3 separate regions of the Homo sapiens genome follow, and all the other regions are linked to region 1. The links are chromatin contacts, found by Hi-C or POLR2A ChIA-PET in ENCODE. All regions are on one chromosome and are shown on one strand. The core of a region is the stretch at or near the end of the contact, and the rest is flanking DNA. Distances in the headings are between cores, read along the strand shown. Region 1 has its middle 28 kb from the start of DUT-AS1. Region 2 holds the start of SECISBP2L (SECIS binding protein 2 like). Region 3 holds the start of EID1 (EP300 interacting inhibitor of differentiation 1).

Region 1 (4,454 bases), core at 544-3,043:
GAAGACTGGAAGACTTGGGGACAGCCAGACAGCTGGCCTTTGGGTTACAGTTGCATTTTCCAAGTTTCCTTTCCTTGCAAGGAAAGAAAATACTAAATTTAAACACCATCTTTCAATTTCTCAGTCAATAATTTCCTTTTCTGTCTCTTTCACAAATGCAGTTTCAAGACATCAATGCAAGGCATTTATTTTCTACGGCGCCTTTCAGAAACATGAAATCACTGAAGGAGCGTTGTTAAGCAATTCCAATCCCAATTAGGTTTGCAGCTGATGTCTACGTAGCCTTGTTTAAGTTACTATTCTTTAACAACTTGTGGTGTAACTAGCAAAAATTGTAAAAAGTGGACCTAGATTCTTGCAAAATTACCCTGTAGCGTTCTCAAGGTGGGGGAAAGAAAAATATGGACAACAATTGAACTAAATTTAATTTTATCAAGTTAATAATGCCTTTAAGATTATAGATAGGCCAGGCGCAGTGGCTCACGCCTATAATCCCAGCACTTTGGGAGGCCGAGGCAGGTGGATCACCTGAGATCAAGAGTTCAAGACCAGCCTGGCTAACATGGTGAAACCACATCTCTGCTAAAAATACAAAAAAATTAGCCAGGCATGGTGGCGGGCGCCTGTAATTCCAGCTACTTGGGAAGCTGAGGCAGGAGAATCACTTGAACCAGGGAGGCGGAGGTTGCAATAAGCTGAGATTGCGCTATTGCACTCCAGCCTGGGCAACAAGAGCAAAACTCCGTCTCAAAAAGCAAAACAAAACAAAAGATGATAGATAAACAGAGGAATTTGGGATTTGAAATGTCATCTTCTCTTAAGATGCATCTAGACAGTTGATAATTGCCCAAATAAGTTTAATATGGGATAGACTGCGAACTTTTTTTGCATGCAGATAGCATGAGTTATAGCTATTTCCTTATTTATATTCTAATAGAAAAAGAATTTTTCTTTGAGAAAAGAAAATGGCAACTTTACTATCTTTATCAGATGCGTTTCTGTCTTAAAAAAAGACCGAGGCTGTATGTGGGAAACAAAAATTATAACCAACATTAAGACAATATGTTGTTGAAAATACTGCTATCTAGAGGCCTTAGGAAATAGTATCTAGCAACCACTAGATGTCACTTGATGTTTGCTTTTTTGTAAAAGGTAGTTTTTTTGTTTTGTTTTTGTTTTTTCATAGTTTATCTGCAATTATAAGTCTACAATTCTCAATGGGTCCAAGCTGGCAGAAAACAAAATGCTGCAATATTTGAGTGAAAGCAGGCAAAAGTCATTAGATGAGAACAATGATTTTAACTTTAAATAAGATTTGGGTGGTTGCAGGGTTTGTATAATCTCTCCTGGCATTTGTAAGGACCAGAGAAGCCAGCAGCTTTGCCCTCCTGCTGTGTTTAAACAAAAATGGAAAATTGTAATGAACAGCTAGATTTTTCCTATCTTTCATTTTTTTCTTCCTCCTCCTTCCCCATTTTTAGGAGAATGTGACTTTTAAAATGATTGCCCTTTAATGAGGTTACTTGCAGCATTTTAAGATCAATCCTTCTTTGTTCAAATTTCTACCCACAAATCAAAACTGTTTTAATCTTCATTATCTCAGTAAAGCGCATGTGACAAAAGTAAATGGAGAAGACGTCTAGAAATGTTGTGAGGGTTCTCTGGGGTTATCCACTTCCTGTATTTGCTAAAACTCTAATAATCAGTTCCAGTAGAGACCATGTATCCTGGGGTTTTGTTTTGTGTAACAGCTATTTGTTTATTTTTTTTAACTGTCATTGTATTTTGGCTTCATGATGGTTAAATGAGTCTCCGTATTAAGTAAACCTCTCTGACCCTGCCTATTTCCTGTCTTGTCAAACCTTTCCTTGTAAGAATAACAGTGTTCTTTTATTTGGTAGTGTGCAGCATGATGTTTTTGGCATGGCCAACATTTTTGACTTGCAAAAATTTGTGACCTCAAGTGTGAGAGAAGTGAATGCTTTTTTCGGTACCTCATGGGGTCTCAATCTTAAAAAGTATCTTACGAAAGAATTATCAGCATGTTTATTTCCCAAACATCACAAATAAACAAATAGAAATAGCTTTTTTTAATAAGCTACTAAAAATATTAAACCAATGAATACTTGGTGAACATTTTGCTGCTACTAAACTTACATAATTTCTCAAACTGGCCTAGCTATATGAAGACACAGAGCTTTTATCATGTTCTGTCTAGTAATTCATATTTTTGAAAACATATTTTCAAACCAAAACACATTGTATGTGAGTGGAGTATGGCTATTCCAAGTCACAGAATGGAAGAAATATCTTTGTTGCCTCATCCTTATATACCTAGGTCTATTTAGTTCTGAAATGGATTCTATAAGATAAGAACCATCAAAATCAAAAGTCTCAATCAAATGCACCTCCTTTTTTTAAGGTAGCTAGCCATTTGCTAGCATTTTTCTCTTATCTTTTGGTTTATTTTTCAATAATGTGGACATTATGAGAATAAAATCATGGTAAACATCTCTTGCATTTAAAGATTGACAACTGCTAAATATTAATTTTGAAATATTGATAACTAATTAGAATCTGAAGAAAATAGATTGTGTTGATTTGAAGGTGTCATGAATAAATTCTTATAATCACATAGCAGTAGTTCTGAAAGTCTTGGCTAACAAAAATCTAAATATCTGCAGCAAATGGAATTTGATAAAAGTACCACCAACTAGTAGTTTTTTGTTTTTTATCATTGGCTAGAAATATAGTTCTAATAAAGAGCCTGTGATGTATAGGCAGTAACAAAGAAAAAGCTGAGGACTAAAAAGATACATTCATCATTCTAGTATGGAATATTTTTTCTCAAAATGTCTGAAACACAGAACTATAAGCTTAATTTAAGATTTTCAGCCTGAGCAACATGGTGAAAACCCATCTCTACCAAAAATTAGCTGGGCATGATGGTGCATGCCTGTAGCCTATAGTCCCAGCCATTCAGGAGGTTGAGGTGGGAGGATCAATTGAGCCTAGGAGTTCGAGGCTGCAGTGCACCGAGATCACACCATTGCACTCCAACTTGGGTGACAGAATGAGATCCTGTCTCAAAAAAAAATATTTTTTCTTAGACCTGTCATTCAAACTTCCTTTAATTATTCATTGTCATTAAGTATTTCTTTTTCAGAGCCAAATCCAAGGAGACTTAAATTGTATTATCAAGATTTATTTCATTTATACCACACACATATAACACATATACTTTCCTATACTATAGTTTTCAAAACACTATTGTGTTGTCTTCCTTTTTAGAAAAAAAATACAGTAATACTTGAAATTGTATTAGCATTTTAACTAGCCCAGCACCTATTTTTTTCCACATGTGGTTTCCACTGGTGGTTTTCATAGGCCTCTAGAAGTTGTAGGTGTAGCCCCTTGTAGGTACAGATTGCCTTGTTTAAATAAAGGAATCATTTTTTCTTTAATAGAACCTAATTTTTTAAAAGCACATTTAAGTTGTGCAGTTGTGATTTGAAATAATAACAAAAAGTGATTACACCTAAAAGTTCTAAACTGGTACAATATTATCATGCCATTAGCTGTGATGGAGCTGAAAGCTGATAGAACTTACACTTGTATCTCATGACTCTGTTTCCTTTGAAGTAAGCACTGGTGGCTGACCGAGTTTAATGTCCCAGCTTTTTGGATCTCTAAGAGGATTACAGTGTGATTTTATAACCTGCCACAAATTCCTCTCTATGCAACTTACTATGTGCTATGTATGTGTTTTTAAAAAAATCAACTGGAGCATGTGCCTGTAGTCCCACCTACTTGGGAGGCTGACTCAGGAGAATCATTTGAGCCCAGGAGGCGGGAGGTTGCAGTGGGCTGAGATCACACCACTGTACTCCAGCCTATGGGACAGGGAGAGATTCCATCTTAAAAAAAAAAAAAAGAAAAAAAAAAGCAAAACAAAAACAACAACAGCAAAAAACCAATTGGAATCAAAATGTGTTTTCAAATGAGTCACTTTATTTTTTATTTCTTAGAGTTTTCTGAAAAATTTTTTTTTTTTTTGAGACAGTCTCACTCTTTTGCCCAGGCTAGAGTGCAGTGGTGTGATCTCTGCTCACTGCAAGCTCAGCCTCCCGGGTTCAAGCGATTCTCCTGCCTCAGCCTCCTGAGTAGCTGGGACTACAGGCGCCTGCCACCATGCCTGGCAAATTTTTTTGTACTTTTAGTAGAGACGGAGTTTCACTGTATTAGCCAGGATGGTCTCGATCTCCTGACCTTGTGATCTGCCTGCCTTGGCCTCCCAAAGTGCTGGGATTACAGGCGTGAGCCACCGCACCTGGTCTTCTGAAATTTTAAAAATTGCTTCAGCATAGTGCTGAAATACTTTATGTATGTAATGTAGAAGTCAATACAACAATAAAAATATCAGTCCTCTCTCTACCCCTCTCCACTCTGAGTCT
Region 2 (4,454 bases), core at 1,007-3,506, 690 kb after region 1:
GAAATTGACACATATTACATATACTTTTCAATGACGTCAATCTACCTAAATTCACTTCAATAGTAGAAATACAAAAGTATAATCCAAATATCCTGGAAAAGCCATTACATGACTCTATGGCATAAAGAATCAAGAATTCCACAAAATTGAGAAATCTCAGTTCCCAATCTACTATTAAGTTAATGGTTCTTAGCCGTCCTTTGAGAATACGATGAAAATAATGGATTCTTGCCCTAGAAAAAGGCATATAAAGAAGCATACTCCTTCTAGGTCATTCATGGACCCCTGAATTAACTGCCTATCGCATAAATGAGGTGAAGACATCACTTTTCTATATATATTTTCTGAGTGTATAGGGAAGTGGAGGATTTTCAAATTATTCTTTCATTTAGGGTTAGGCTGGGGAAGAGGCAAGAAGTACTGGAAGAAAAAAAAGTCAACAGAAAACCTTCTTCCATGTTTTTTTCCTAGTTCTTAAATTTCTACAAGGTTTTAATAGGTCGTGGACTTTGGAAAGATGTGGAAAGGGGAAAAGGCTCTCTAGTTTAAATAATTTGCTCACAGCACTTGCTGCTAGGATAATCACAAACAGCTATGCTAAAAATTACCATCTAAATAGTTAATTATATTTCCTCTAGGATGAAAGGAACTCTAAGTATACATAAGGTAGCATTACTGGTTTTAGTCCTGGCATCCTAGTGAAGGAACAAAATGTTGAACCCTTTCATTAGTAACACACATACAAGGAAATGATTCAAGGAAAATTCGTATTCATTTGTCAGGCTTTGAAATCTCAGGTATTTATGATAGATACCTTCAAAAATGTTTTTAAATTAAACTAGATACAGGCTGTATACAGAATACTTCTGGGTCACATAAATGCCTAAGTGTATTTGCCAAGAGACTCTGTATCAATTTCTCTTTGGTAATTCCATGTATTGTTTTATAAAACTCATTTGTGTCTTCAGAGTTACATTCACATAAAGCTTTTTTTTAAAAAAAAAAGTCTTCTGTAAAAACAAGTATACACAACTAGGAAGCTGTGCTTTGCCTGCTAAGAGTCCGATTTCAAAATACAAACCGGCTTCAACTACATATAGACACATACAGGAATTTGGGAAATCTTATCTCATTAATTCAGGTGCTAATTATCCAACTGTAAAATTAATAGGCAGAAATTACTAGCCTCTCTTCTTCCGTCATCTAGTCATCAATGGGCAAGGCCTTCGAAGAAGGGAATAGAGAGTGAATAAACTTGGACTTCAAATTAAGTCGTTTCGCAGAGATCTTAAGAGTGGAAAATACTGGGGGGGAAACTATTGTTTTCGATTACTTTTAACACTGTTATCATCCCTGCCTGCTACCACCTACTAGCATGCATAATCAGGAATTTGATGCAAATAAAAATAAAACAGAACACTAATAGGACTACTTTGCGAATATGAAAACGGGTTCGAAAATAAGCTTATGCTTTACACCCTTAAAATAGAGCTAGCTTTAAAAAAAAACCCACTAATTACAATTCTTTGCAAAATAACTGGATAAAAGGACAAGGGGAAATCGTAGTATCGTTTCTTAAAAGAAACACCTCCGTAAAACCACTGCAAAAACAATGCTTCGCTCCATTGAACACAGACCTAAAAGGCCCGTGACTTCCCTTCATCTGTAGTTACCACACATTCTCTTACAGTCTTTCTGGGTGAGAAGCCTTCAAACGCCTTTCCACCTTGAAAACACATTCCAGAGCTGAAGGGAATGGGGGAAGCGGGGAGACTACTAGAAGTTATAAGCCCTCCTCCCAGGAGAGCAGGGACAACTTGGAGCCTTCTGACCCCTTCACCAAGCAGGGGAGAAGCGGCAACGGCGAGCCCTCCGCCTGGGAAGTAATCAGGGTTGGAAAAGCCCCCAAGTCCCAGGCAGCAGCTGGAACAATGAAGGAGAGCTGGGAGCTGCCAGGCTCCCAGGTGAGGGGGTCTGCGGCCGCAGGACCGGCCCCCGGTCCCCACGTTCGGAGAACTGGGCCTGGCCTGTGAGGAAGCGGCGACCCCAACCCCCGGCTCGGCGGGCCCAGCCCAAACCCGCGTACCTGCTCCGTGGGGGCTCGGTCCATGGTGCCTGCAGCCGCAACGGGCCCGCGCTAGTCGGTGTAAACAGCGCCTCGGGCCGCTTTCTCCATGGCCCCCCGCTCGGGTCCAGACTGGGTTCCGGACCTCCGCCCCTATCTGGCTGGCCGCGACACCGATTCGGCTACGCCACTGGCCGAGGAGGCGGCTCCAGCTCCGGGAGATGGAGGAGGCGGTGGCAGCTTCGGGGAGGGATCATCTGGGACGGAAGCCGAGGAGGGCCCGAATGGGCTGGAGGCGTAGTTAGAAATGGAGGCGCACGGAAGGAAAAGGAGTGGGGAGGAGGCAGAGAGGGGCAGTGGGCGGAGTGACAGCAAATGGCCTCAGCAAGGGTAGGAGGAACCCGGCCTGGCCTGGAGGCTAAGGCCAGGTGGAGGCGCCCAGGAGCAGGTGCCCCGAACCACACGCCACCCCTGCGACTGTTAAACGAGAAGTGTCAGACCACTTGGGACCCAGGTCTCCCGGGACTTCAAAGACCTCTTCAGGATCTGAAACCACCTCTTAGTGATGTTGGAAAAGCTTTCATCTGCCCACCGTACATCTGCTCCTTCCTTATGTTACGCAAATAAAGGGAGTCATGACTATAAAGGAATGAGAATATTCTGAAAATAATGGAGTCTTGCCCTAGAAAAATGCATATGTAAAACGCATACACAGAATGACTGGAAGAGGCCCGCTAGGAAGCTCCCCACAAATATTTATTGAGAGTTAATTCATTATCCAGGTTCATGCCCACTTCTAGGCTCACATCCAGGCTGACCTCGCCCATCTCAGAAATCCTAATTTTATGCAGGATCTGTATAACACCACCCAACGGGTAATTATTTTATCTTCAGATCCTTAGCTCCTTAAGGGCAGAGACTGTCTTGAAACTGGGCACTACCGTTAGCATGGCAAATTTCTTCTGGGCATCTCCTCAGACACACCCTCCAACACCCACACCCTCTGTGAAGATTCAACCAACTGCGGATAGAAATATTTTGAGGAAAAAAGAAATATCAAGTACAACAATAAAATACAAGTAATACAGTTTAACAACTGCTTATACAGCATTTACATTGTATTAGGTATTATAAGTAATCTAGAGATGATTTAAAGTATATCGGAGGATATGCATGGATTGTATGCAAATACTACACCATTTTATATAAGGATCTTTAGCACTCATGGATTTTGGTATCAGCAGGGATCCTGGAGCCAATATCCCCCCTGGGATACTTAGGGACAACTGTATAAGCTAAATTACACTTAAGTGAAGGTAGAGTTGAGGTGGCTGCTGTTTGGGGCACTGGTGTGGAGATCCACAGCTAGGAATGGGAAAGAGATTTTAAGAAATTTGCTTTGTCATGCTTCAGGAGATATCAGTAAAGACTAATTGCCTTTTCAGTTAGTCTAGGTTATTAGTCTGGTTATTAGACTCCAATATGAGGCTTGTTATGTGAAGGCCCCTTGCTGTACTTATGTTGATACAGGTTGGGTATCTCTAATGGAAACTATGAAATTCCAAACCCTCTTGAATCCCAAATGTTCCAAAATTAGAAACTTTCTGAGCACAGACATGACATTTAAGGATAATGTTCGCTGGAACATTTCAGATTTTGGACTTCCAGTTTAGAGATGCTCAACCAGTAAGTATAATGCAAATCTTCCAAAATCCAAAATCTGAAACACTTATGGTTTCAAGTATGTCAAAATAAGGGACATTCAACCTGTATTATATATTGGCCTGCTGAAAGGAGCTATATTGTGTCAGCAAGACTTATATCAAGGCTGGCAATAGAAACATCTTGAAAGGAGAAACATTTATATTTACACATTTATATTTACATTTAAATATATTTATTTAATTTTAGTAAATTTTCTGCCACCTCAAATTTAATATCAATGCATGTGTATTTGAACTGCAAATTTATGTAACATTTGTAAATATATGTGCAATTAACGTAATGTTAGGTCCCTGGTGCCTATCACACACCTAGCTGGGATTCAGTGAATGCTGAATGAATTTAGGGTTGGTTGCTCAGAAAAACTAAGTTATTTATAAGGAGTAGTTATGTAAACTAACAGATGACCGTCCTCCTTCACAATTGAAAGACAAAATAACTGAATTTTCAGATTGTCTTCCTACTGGTGGTCTATAGCCATAATATACCCTCATCTGAGTAAAAAGATAATAGCAATGCACTCATAAAAATACTATAGTACTTTTGCTTTTCTTCCTTCTTCTGAGGAATGATCTGAGGAAATTTAAATATAGGATTCCCAAGGATCTTTCCACATTATAGGATTTTTATGACTGTAAAATTGTTTTCATTGAGAATCTATGTACAA
Region 3 (4,454 bases), core at 943-3,442, 520 kb after region 1:
TGTGCAGCTCTGTGAGGAGATGGATGCAGAGCACACACGTCTTCTCTTACACACAGAAGTGAGATGGCTTTCTAAAGGTAGATCACTGGCCAGAGTTTTTGAGTTAAGAGAGCTGCTTCAGAGATTTCTTTGTAGAAAAACAGTCACCATTGGCGGCACATTTCAGTGACACAGAATGGGTCACAAAAAAACTTGCTTACTTGTGTGACATATTCAACCTGCTCAGTGAACTCTGTCACTTCAGGGACGAACAACAACTGTGTTCAACTTGGCAGATAAGGTGGCTGCATTCAAAGCCAAACTGGAATCATGCGGGTGACAAATGAACACTGGGATTTCTGACATTTCAAACATTAGCAGAGATTTTGAAAGAGACTGAGCCAGGGTCTTCTTTCTCCCAGCTGGTGCATGATCACCTATCTCAGCTTTCAAAATATTTTGAGCATTACTTCCTGTATTAGTCATGGTTCTCTAGAAGCACAGAACTAATGGAATATATACATATATATATACACACACACACACACGTATATACACATACACACATACATATACACATATATATGTATATATATGTAAAGGGGAGTTCACTAAGTATTAACTCACATGATCACAAGGTCCTACAATAGGCTGTCTGCAGGCTAAGGAGAGAGGAGAGCCAGTCCGAGTTCTGAAACTGAAGAACTTGGGAATCCAATGTTCGAGGGCAGGAAGCATCCAACACAGGAGAAAGATTTAGGCTGGGAGGCTAGGCCAGTCTCTCTTTTCACATTTTTCTGCCTGCTTATATTCTAGCCAAGCTGGCAGCTGATTAGATTGTGCCCAACCAGATTAAGGGTGGGTCTGCCTTTCGCAGCCCACTGACTCAAATGTTAATCTCCTTTGGCAACACCCTCACAGACACACCAATGATCAATACTTGTATCCTTCAATCCAATCAAGTTGACACTCAGTATTAACCATCACACTTCTCATCCACAAAAGACGGAATGGATCTGTGACCCATTTGTGAATAAGCCAGGTGAATCCACTTTGTCCACGCTAGAAGAGGATCAACTGCTTGATATTGCAAATGACGGTGGCCTTAAAAGTATGTTTGAGACAACTTCAAATCTCCATACGTTCTCGATTAAAGTCAAGGCGGAACATCCTGAGATTGCCACAAAAGTACTGAAAAGCCTCCTTCCATTTTCAACATCCTATCTTTGTGAGGCAGGATTTTCCACAGTAACAGCAACCAAAATGAGATTACAGAATAGACCGGACATAAGGAACACACCTCGGGTGTCACTGTGTCTCATCACCCCCAGATGGGACCATCTAGTTGCAGGAAAACAAGCTCAGGGCTCCCATTGATTCTACATTATGGTGAGTTGTATAATTCTACATAACTATAATGTAATAATAATAGAAATAAAGTGCAGAATAAATGAAATGTGCTTGAATCCTGTAAGTATACACAGTCATATAATTCATATAAGTATATACAACTTAAAACCTGAGGCTTTTAAGTTGAAGGTAAAAACAGGTAAAACATGTTTTTAAAAAACACACAAAATAGTATTTTGCTGTCAATACATAAAGATACATGTAAATGCAAATAAAAAGAATTCAAAGAATACACACCGCATTGCTAATAGTGGAAAGATACCTCCCAGGCGAAAAGAAATGGGACCAAGTATTTCTTCACTATAACTAAAAAAAAAAAAAGTACAATATATCTGTTGTTTGTGAATTTAACTTTTTAAATGAAAACACTAAAAGGACAAAATGGATTAGTTCTTAATATGCTGATCTGTGGTTATGGATGTTGTCTGGTTTGGAGACGTGGATTTACAAGTCATCAGTACATCGGTAAATTGCCCAGGGGAAGAGGAAGGGGGGGAAGGAGCATTAAATGTTACGAAGGCCATGTAAGGTTATTTTCCGGTTTGCAGCATTACAAGCAGCAGTAGGGTTAAGTAACACAGAAACTGTTACGCTCTTGCATGCAGGGTCCCTAGATACGAAGTTCGAATCGATGGAAACGTAGCTCAAAAGGCGACGCCAACACCCCGGAGAAAACACTGAGCTACTCCAACCACAGTGGCGCGCCAAGTAGGAGGCGGTACCTGAGGACCACGCCTGCGCGCGGGGTTACGCAAGCGCGCAGCCTTTGCGCACGCGCACGAACGCACGGCCGCGCAGCATCTGTCTTGCTGGAAGCTTTTTCCTAGAGGTTGAGCGGTTTGCACAATGTCGGAAATGGCTGAGTTGTCCGAGCTGTATGAAGAGAGCAGTGACCTGCAGATGGATGTGATGCCTGGCGAGGGTGACCTTCCGCAGATGGAGGTAGGCAGCGGGAGCCGGGAGCTATCCCTGCGTCCCTCCCGCAGCGGGGCCCAACAGCTCGAGGAGGAAGGCCCAATGGAGGAGGAGGAGGCCCAGCCAATGGCGGCGCCAGAGGGGAAACGGAGCCTTGCTAACGGGCCCAACGCTGGGGAGCAGCCAGGCCAGGTGGCGGGCGCAGACTTCGAGAGCGAGGACGAGGGCGAGGAATTTGATGACTGGGAGGACGACTACGACTATCCCGAAGAGGAGCAGCTCAGTGGTGCCGGCTACAGAGTATCAGCCGCTCTTGAAGAAGCCGACAAGATGTTTCTGAGAACAAGAGAACCAGCCCTGGATGGCGGGTTTCAGATGCATTATGAGAAGACCCCGTTTGATCAGTTAGCTTTTATCGAAGAGCTTTTTTCACTGATGGTTGTCAATCGTCTGACCGAAGAACTCGGCTGTGATGAGATTATTGATAGAGAGTAGTTAGATGCTGTTAAAAGAGGAGGAAACTACTTGAGGAGGGACCCAACTTTCCGCTATCTTTTGGGTTCATTCCAAATAGTTTTGTGCCATTGAAAAACTTGACCTTCAAAAAAATTTGTTTTTCAGAATAGAACACAATAGGACAGTGACTGCACAGTTGTGAAAAAGGAAGAGAATCATTAAAGAAAAAGAAAAAAGATTTTAAGACCGTTGAAATCAATTATCAAGAACGTCCTAAAACACCTATGGCTTTGACTTTGTTATTGATCCAGATTATTTTCCTTGCATTGGGGAAAATATCTTTCATATTTGTTTGCTGTAAAGATGGTTTTGCAAGAATAAGTCATGACCAAGACAAACTGCCAATACAAAAGCCCACTGATACTAATTATATAATGAGAAAAAAATGTATCCAACTAGGACACATATCTTTTGAGTTATTTGGACTGAAAGCTTAAGAAAACTTGGAAAATTCTATTTTGTGATCTAGTCAAGCCACAGTTATCAAAGGCTACATTTTCAGTGTAAGATAAATGGATGAGTAAACTCAAATATGTATCACGTGTGCTTTGTATCTTAAGATGTGTTTCCAAGAGCATCTGAAATTTTGTTTGTACATGTATCTTGATCATTTATAAAGCCACTGTGATCTATAAATCAAGAAAATCCATTGTCATAACCATTTTTAAAAGTCAAAAATTAAGACATCCTTAATTAAAAAGTTTCAAATCTAGACACTAAATGTGTGTGAATGTACAAAGAAAACAAACCATTGCTTATGCTGTTATATACTAGAGAAATTTTGTTTTGCTTGCTGTTTTAACTTGACAGATGAAGGACTTTAGTTGAACTTCATATTGTAAGAACTGTTAATAAAAGTTGTCAAGTAAAAAGCGCTATATCTAAAAAGACTTTATGAACAGTTATTCTATCAACTTTTAAAGGTTTTAAACCTGCCCAGAAATTACCTTGGTATCTGAAGTTTCCCTCTGTCTCCTCCTCTAATTAAGCTTGTTATTTGTCATGCACCAGCATTGGAGATAATAAAATTTCTTGTTCTGTGTATTTTGTTTGGCTAATAGTATTGCATACATACTTTCTCTGTATACTACTTTCTATTGTATGTGTTAACCAGTATTAAGGGAAAATGATCCAGCTTCAGCTATCTAATTCACAAATTAATTTCTGGAAATTAAACTTTGTAAATTAAGTTTTTGCCTATAAGAATTTGCTGGTCTGGGAAAACCTGCCCTATCAATGAGTATGTTGCCGTGGTTACCTTACTAAGATGCTGAAGTTCTAGGAGAGTAATGATTACATCAGAAGGCTAGGTTCAGCAAAATAAGTGTATCAGCAGGTTTTATCATGATCAGTAAAAATGTTCCAAATGCTTCTGCTCCATTATAGCAGTAAAGAACGAATATCCAATGCAACAGGACAATTCAGAGCCTTATTTATTTTATGGTCATCCTGTCTTTTGGGGAGAGAGATCTGTAAAAGATAGGACTGTGACAAGGCTGATCAGAATTGCTCAGACACTAGCTGGGTTAGGAGGGAGAGATGGTGGAAGTAAAATGTTGGTGCTTAGACTTAATCCTACTGCCTCTTCCACTGCTTTCTCAATTAGCGTGCAGCTACGGTCAGATGAGTGTGGA

Evidence for each region. Hi-C counts contacts between places; a loop is a spot of excess contacts on that map. ChIA-PET counts read pairs that join two places held with the same protein, here RNA polymerase II (POLR2A). Pooled maps may share reads with other maps.
Region 2: a map of endothelial cell of umbilical vein shows a loop between it and region 1 (3-fold over the local background). The contact joins the promoter of SECISBP2L here to the enhancer-like site in region 1. A Hi-C loop is called at or near these places in 1 of 168 maps with a recorded cell type or tissue (endothelial cell of umbilical vein), 10 of 37 single-sample maps with no recorded cell type and 5 of 50 pooled maps.
Region 3: a loop to region 1 is called in a map with no recorded cell type, with 11 times the contacts of the local background. The contact joins the promoter of EID1 here to the enhancer-like site in region 1. A Hi-C loop is called at or near these places in 1 of 168 maps with a recorded cell type or tissue (GM12878), 18 of 37 single-sample maps with no recorded cell type and 11 of 50 pooled maps. POLR2A ChIA-PET finds 5 or more read pairs at or near these places in 4 of 52 experiments (GM12878, T-cell, activated T-cell and 1 more).

The regions. Positions count from the first base shown.
Region 1 is chr15:48,357,203-48,361,656 of GRCh38, forward strand. No RefSeq gene overlaps it. Among named protein-coding and RNA genes, the nearest start is that of DUT-AS1, 28 kb to the left of the region's middle. Within about 2 kb of position 1,794, at least 3 of the 41 ENCODE cell types and tissues checked have a DNase peak (open chromatin) inside an H3K27ac peak, as active enhancers do; they include GM12878 and endothelial cell of umbilical vein, where a contact is called at or near this core.
Region 2 is chr15:49,044,190-49,048,643 of GRCh38, forward strand. SECISBP2L (SECIS binding protein 2 like) reads right to left here and starts at 2,257. Exons shown (of 18, transcript NM_001193489.2): 1 at 2,087-2,257. The coding sequence starts at 2,110. RefSeq lists enhancers at 1,714-1,853, 2,144-2,493, 2,594-2,723.
Region 3 is chr15:48,875,942-48,880,395 of GRCh38, forward strand. EID1 (EP300 interacting inhibitor of differentiation 1) reads left to right here and starts at 2,193. Exons shown (of 1, transcript NM_014335.3): 1 at 2,193-4,232. The coding sequence starts at 2,236. The coding sequence ends at 2,799. All of the region lies in intron 4 of SHC4 (SHC adaptor protein 4), which reads right to left. RefSeq lists enhancers at 1,768-1,877, 2,148-2,447.